2 separate regions of the Homo sapiens genome follow, and region 2 is linked to region 1. A link is a contact called in ENCODE Hi-C or POLR2A ChIA-PET data. All regions are on one chromosome and are shown on one strand. Each heading gives the region's core, a stretch centred on a gene start or an enhancer-like site at or near the end of the contact. The rest is flanking DNA. Distances are from core to core; before and after follow the strand shown. Region 1 has its middle 150 kb from the start of MIR4693. Region 2 has its middle 76 kb from the start of MIR4693.

Region 1 (3,563 bases), core at 243-2,742:
TTTTTTCTTTCAATTTTAGGGTAAACATTTCATTCAGTTCTTTTCTTGGGGAGGAGGCATCAGTGGGAGCATATTCCTTTCAATTTTGTATAGGTAATCATCACAGGAATAATTTATGTGCTGCATAATATACAGTTTAATCAAAAATATGTATTCTGTAGATACTTTCTTTAAGACAGGTCCTATGTTACATGTGAATCATTAGCCTAAGTGGCTAGTTGTTATTTACTTTTAGCTCAGACCACAAGAAAAAAATCTACATCTTTCTATTTTGAAAACACATGTTTAATCAAGACCATCACCTAAACTATGATTTTTTAAAACTAAAGGTGAGATTACATTCAAACAAATTTGTAAACATTTTATGTAAGTATGCACTCAGCTTTAACGTTTACCATCTTCTGAGCAGCCACCTAGATCTCTCAGCATACAGGTGATGAAATTTTGTGTAATGGATAGACGTACACACACACACACACACACACACACACACACACACACACACATTCAGGTTTCTGCTTCCAAACCTTTTTTCTCTACTTCTAATACTCTACATTCTTCTTGGTTACATCTATGGCATTTCGTTGTTGACATACAATTGCTACGATTTCCCTCAATGCATTCATTCATTCTTCACCCAACTCTGCTTCCAGGAGGTGGCATGGCTGGACCAGGTACTCAGGTTAATACTAAATAAATGTTCTGCTGATCCTCGCAGACTTAATTTTTATCATCATTTGCCACAGTTCTGAGAAGGCTAGCCAAGAACTTGGCCTGATGTGTAAATGTGCAATCTCAACGATTTACAACATCAAATAATAAACCTCAATCTTTTCACTGGGAAATCAGTGTCTCCTACCCTTGTCTGCATGGTAGCTATGTGAACGTGCAATTGCAAAGACATTTGGGGGAAAAAAAATCATGGAAACATTTGCATCCCTTCAGTCAGAGCCATTTCTGCAGTTCTTACTGGAACATTCCTAAGGGTGAGCTTGCTGAATTTTGACAACAAGAAAATGTCAGCCAGAGAATGATATTTAACTCATTTGCACTGTAGTTTGCAGTGCACAAGGTGCCAATTAAAAAGCCAGAGGAGAGGCAGAAGAGCCTGTCTCTCAGCTTGGCTGGAGTAAGATATGATATTAATTATTAAAGGGACTCAAAATTAACAACAGCTAAGACAGAAGAAGTGCTACTTTCAAGTACAACAGGAGCTGAAATGCTGCACTGAGAATTGAGTTAAGCTGAAATGGTTTCTAGCTGCAACAAAAGGGAGTTAGAAAGCTGTCAAGAAATGTTCCCCAGCAGGGTTATTAAATGCCTAAATGATTACTGATGGAGGTTGTGAAATCTTGTTTTCTGGAGGTTTAAGAAACAAAAAGAATAGCCAAGTATTTTATAAGGCATTTACTGTGTGTGACAGTCCTGCATTAGACACTGTGATTCAGCCATGAACTAGAAGGCAAAGTTCTGGCCAACAGAAAGCTCACATTCCAGGACTGCAGTCTTTCCTTAGTCACAGAGGCGTCCATGTCCTCAGTCTGCCCACTATGCACCTATTAACTCATCAGATCTGCATCTCTAGATTCATCTCCTCTATGCCAGGTATTATACCAGTCAACACTTTATGTATTTCATCCTCATGACAACTCCACATGGTAAGAATTATTTTATTCATTTTACCAATTAAAAACTGAAACTAAATTAGATATGCAATTTAATTAAGATTACAAAGCCATGTGGGGTAGATTTGAGATTAGGTTTTTTAATTGCAAGACTAATACACTGTTTTTCCATCTCACCCTGCTACCTCTATTCTGTCTCCTCACCACTGGGGCTACCCAAGGCTTGGACATGCTATGTGTTATTCCCTCCTGCATCTATCATCTCATAAGGCAGGAGTATTTTTAGCAATGCTTCTTGGTATCATGAATGTTTAACTGGAGCCCAGATAGTGCCCAGATCTTTGTGCTTTCACCATTTAGTGATTCTAGTGGGAGGAAGTTCAACGGAGGTAAGCTGGTATGAAAGAGATCTGAAGGTGGCAGAACCTGTCACATCTCTCAAATTACATAGCATAGGGTGGGGTGGGGCGGGGGTAACTTCTGTGACTGTGGCCTAGCTCTGTATTATTGGAAGTGGTGAGAGAGAGATTAATTTAGGCCCTCTCCAAAAGACAAAGAAAAATATCCAAAAGTACATTTGTAAAATGGTTACTTGGAACTCAGAATGAGTATTTACAAAGAAGTTAAGCTAGTGGGATGATATCAATAAAAATGGCAGAGTGAAAAACTGGGTACCATAGCACATACCTGTAGTCCCAGCTACTCAGGAGCACAAGCAGTTCAAAGCCAGCCTGGGCAACGTAAGGAGACTCTGTCTCCAAAAAAAGAAGGAAGGAAGGAAGGAAGGAAGGAAGGAAGGAAGGAAGGAAGGAAGGAAGGAAGGAAGGGAGGGAAGGAGGGAAGGGAGGGAAGGAGGGAAGGAGGGAAGGAGGGAGGGAAGGAGGGAGGGAGGGAGGGAAAGAAGGAGGGAAAGGCCGAGTGAGGTCCTCTGAAACTTTTCTCCTCCATAAAAGCAATGGAAAAACATGACAAAAATTCTAAGAATCTACACTGGAAATTAACAAAAGGCTTTCTGCAAGCCAGAGAGATTTCATTGAAAAAATAGAGCAGAATACTAATAAGAACAGCATGCTTTGTGGCATTTAAACTCAACATATTTCCACCTTTCCCTCTCAGCTCCATGGGAGCTTAAAAGCCAACATCCTACAATCATGATGAAAACCGGCAGCCTGGCAGTCAGTGGAGAGGGCAGAATGAGGTTGGAGCACCTTCAAAGCCTCATTCGTGAGAATTTTCATTATGCGACCTGCTGGTGGATTCTGGAATACCAATTATTTAGCTGGACTCAGACATCTGCTGTACAACATTGTGTTTATGGTTAACAATGTATATTGTACACTTAAAAATTTGTTAAGAGAGTAGATCTCATGTTATGTGTTTTTTACCACAACAAAAAAGCACTCAGATTAGAAAGGAAGAAGCAAAGCTATCTGTATTTGCCATAATCTTATTTGTAGAAAATCTTAATGAATCCACAAAAAAATTAGGAAAGCTGGTAATCAAGTTCAGCAAAGTTGCAGGATACAGGGATTTCTGTACAATAGCAATGATCATTCTGAAAATGAAATATCAAGAAAATCTACTTACAGTAGCATCGAAAATAATAAATGCATCAAAAGAAGTAGAAGAGTGATTAAACTATGAATGATTAAAGACTACTTAAATAAATGTAAGTGTATCTCCTGCTCATAGATTAGAAGATAATATTGTTAAGATGACAATAGTCCCCAAATCAATGTACAGATTCAAATTCAATGTAATATTTATTAAAATCCCAGATGACTTCTTTGCAGAAATTTACAAGCTGACTCTAAAGTTCATATGAAAGTGCAAGTGACATAAGATAGCCAAAAATCTTGAAAAAGAACAAAGTTGGATAGCCCACACTTCCCAATTTCAAAACTGGCTACAAAACAATAATAATCAAGACTGTGTGGT
Region 2 (3,583 bases), core at 298-2,797, 73 kb before region 1:
AGGAAGGAGACCACAGACCACAGGTCTTGGGTGAACAGAGAGGGAAAATGGGCACATTTCTGCTTCCCCTCTTCTAACCCTCCATGCCTGTTACTCTGGTTTCCTGGCCTATTCCATCCCTATCTTGGGCCCTATCCCCCAACTCAAATTCTCCCAGCTCTTTATCTTCTCTGAAGAATAACTGCAATCTTCTCAGATAAAAATGGCGGAGTGAAAGTATTTGTTTTCTTCTCTCCCTCTGTGGCCTATTTCTACACAAGGTACAACTGGGCATTTGAAGTTTATTCACCAATCTCCTCCTGGTACCTCTTCCTCCCCATGTCCCCCCCCACATACTCTGCCCAAGAACAGAAACCATGTTTGGTGTTTGTACTTTAAAATAATTATCAGTATAGTCATCATTTTTTAAAATAATGACAATAATAATAGCTATCATTGACTAAGTGCCCACTCTACATAGGTGCCATGTAATTTTCACAAAAAGCAGAGAAGTTAACTAAATTGACCAAGATCATGTGACAAGCAGAAGTAGCGTTGGGTTTGAGCCAAGCTCTGGTGGCCCCTTAAGGGCCTACTCTTTTCTGTCTGCCACACAACCTCCTGTGATCCTAGCTACCAAGTATGGAGAACCAACTGTGAGCCAGACACCATGTATTAGTTTGTTCTCACGCTGCTAATAAAGACATGACCCAGACTGGGTAATTTATAAAGAAAAAGTGGTTTAATGAGCTCACAGTTCCACATGGCTGGGGAAGCCTCACAATAATGGCAGAAGGCAAAAAGCATGTCTTACATGGCAGCAGGCAAGACAGAACAAGAGCCAAGCAAGAGGGGAAACCCCTTATAAAACCATTGTATCTCATGAGACTTATTCAGGAGAACAGTGTGGGGAAAACCACCCCCATGATTCAATTATCTCCCACCAGGTCCCTCCCACATGTGGGAATTATGGGAGCTACAATTCAAGATGAGATTTGAGTGGAGACACAGCTGGACCATATCACACCATAAAGGCATATATGTACATTTCTTCATTGTCACAGCACCTCTGTAAAGGAAATATACGGGTCCCACACAGTAGCGGTCCTTGGAAGCATTATTCACAGCTTTCCTTTCCCTTTCAGATGTCAGAATACATACAAGATATAGAATGTTATCGAATGTCAGTGAGAGGTGGCTCACGCCTGTAACCCCAGCACTTTGGGAAGCCGAGGTGGGTGGATAACCTGAGGTCAGGAGTTCAAGGCCAGCCTGACCAATGTGGTGAAACCCTATCTCTACTAAAAATACAAAAATTAGCCAGGCGTGGCGGCAGGTCCCTGTAGTCCCAGCTACTCCGCAGGCTGAGACAGGAGAACTGCTTGAACCCAGGAGGCAGAGGTTGCAGTGAGCTGAGATCGCGTCACTGCTCTCCAGCCTGGGTCACAGAGCGAGACTCTGTCTCAAAAAACAAACAAACAAATAAAAAAATCAGTCGAGCGTGGTGGCCGGTGCCTGGAATCCCAGCTACTGCGGAGGCTGAGGCAGGCCAACCACTTGAACCGGGGAGGCAGAGGTTGCAGTGACCGGAGATGGCGGCTGCACTCCAACCTGGGTGACAGAATGAGACTCTGTTTTAATAAATAAATAAATAAATAAATAAATGATAAGATGAAAAACTATGCAGCCACTAAAAATAACATATTTTTTAAATGTTAAGTTAAAAAGTAGCATTCAAAGTTGATTTAGGGAAAAAAGAGAAAAAATAGAAAAATGGCTTAAAACCCCTTTCCCACTTGCCCTGCGAATACTCACTGGCAGTGCTTGAGGCTTCATCATTTGCTTCCAGATAACTTTGCCACAAAATATCTTGCTTTTGTTACTATTTTCTCATCCCTCTAGTATATTGACTTTGGAAACAAAAGACATCCTTCTATTTATAGCATTCTGTTTTTAGTAGTGGGTGCTTCCTCTTACAAAACATAGTGGTTCTCTATCACTAAAAATGTCAAATCCTGGAGAACATAGCATTCCTACATGTGATGTCAACATTGTTCTCGAACAGTTGTTGGCTGAAGATTCATGTGATGAATCCAATTTTTCTGAAATAGATGATTCTGATGATTCAGATGATTCTTATGTTAGTTCTGTTTAAAAGTAACTCCAAGAACAATATTTTATTTTCACATTGAAAATCAGTCAGATTTGCTTCAGCCTCAACGAGCGTGTTCATGTAAAATTAAGTGTGCGCCGGCAGTGAGCTGCACTTTTTTTCTAAACGGGAAAAGAGTTAAAGGAAATATATGTCAACTTCCTTGTACATTTTTAAGTTTTCCAATGCATTTTTTTTTTTGAGACAGGGTCTCACTTTTTCACCCAGGCTGGTGTGCAGTGGCACGAATATGGCTTACTGCAGCCGTGACCTCCCAGGCTCAAGCAATCCTCCCACCACACCCTCCCAGGTAGCTGGGACTGCAGACGCATGCCACTGTGCCTGTCTAATTTTTGTATTTTTTGTAGAGATGGGGTTTCATCATGTTGTCCCGGCAGGTCTCAAACTCCTGGACTCAAGCGATCCATCCACCTCGACTTCCCGAAAGTGCTGGGATTACAGGCGTGAGTTACCACGCCTGGGCTTTCCAATGTATTTTTAAATTCTCTCCCTACCTCCCATTTCTCTCTCTCTGCTTCTTGATCTTTTAAGTAAAGAAAATGAATAGATAGAATAGAAATGATAACATTCTATCTCCTTTATGTATTCTGACATCTGAAGGGGAATGCTTGCGCTCTCTGCTACCTGGCCTCCTCCTCTGCTCTGCCAGTAAGTGCTTTTCCACTCTCCTGGATGAGCATTGCATGAGTCTGAACATGGTAAGGACTGATTGATTGATTGGTTGATTGGTTCATTCATTCGTTCATTTAGTTAGCTATTATCCCAAATCATATTTTAGAAAAATAAAAAAATTCACTTTACATTCAGGTCTTTACAGATTTTGAGAAATACTTCTCAAGCCAAATCTGTAATGATGATTAATATTGCTACTATACATTAAATTTTTTGATTCTGTAAAATTTAAAAAACAGACATGGACATAGTGAAGAAAATGGTAAATTTAATGTAATTTATTTTAAAGGTATACTTTTATATTTATATTAGTTTATGTAATATGTGATTTTAAAGATATGTGTTAAACTAAATTAAATAGTATGAATTAGCCAAAGACAACTTTTGAAGGGAGTGGTTATTCTAACTGGGAAAATAGAAACATCATCTTTTACTTGGAGTCGAGTTCTATTTGGAGTTGCTTTATACTCAGGCACCTTCTCTTACCTCTAAAATCTCCCATGGCCTTCGCCTCCCTCTATCTCTCCTTCAGTTTTCTCCATTGCATTTGTCATCCTTTCAAATTTTATATAGTTATGTGTATATTTGATTATTGGCCTCTTTTGTTATGTTCACTGCTATTTACTATATCCTAGATGAGTGACTATAATGTAGTAGGCAGTCAATAAATATTTACTGAATCAATTAATCTTAGTTAATGGTGCCACCATAAGCCTTCGGTTGATCAAGTTAGAAGCTTAGGAAACAGTCTTTAAACCT

What was found. A loop is a pair of places that touch in the nucleus more often than their neighbours do. ChIA-PET counts read pairs that join two places held with the same protein, here RNA polymerase II (POLR2A). Pooled maps may share reads with other maps.
Region 2: a map of ascending aorta shows a loop between it and region 1 (5-fold over the local background). The contact joins two enhancer-like sites. A Hi-C loop is called at or near these places in 3 of 168 maps with a recorded cell type or tissue (Right ventricle myocardium inferior, ascending aorta and chondrocyte) and 3 of 50 pooled maps. POLR2A ChIA-PET finds 5 or more read pairs at or near these places in 1 of 52 experiments (OCI-LY7).

What each region holds. Positions count from the first base shown.
Region 1 is chr11:103,698,625-103,702,187 of GRCh38, reverse strand. No RefSeq gene overlaps it. Among named protein-coding and RNA genes, the nearest start is that of MIR4693, 150 kb to the left of the region's middle. Within about 2 kb of position 1,492, at least 4 of the 41 ENCODE cell types and tissues checked have a DNase peak (open chromatin) inside an H3K27ac peak, as active enhancers do; they include ascending aorta, where a contact is called at or near this core.
Region 2 is chr11:103,771,640-103,775,222 of GRCh38, reverse strand. No RefSeq gene overlaps it. Among named protein-coding and RNA genes, the nearest start is that of MIR4693, 76 kb to the left of the region's middle. Within about 2 kb of position 1,547, at least 2 of the 41 ENCODE cell types and tissues checked have a DNase peak (open chromatin) inside an H3K27ac peak, as active enhancers do; they include ascending aorta, where a contact is called at or near this core.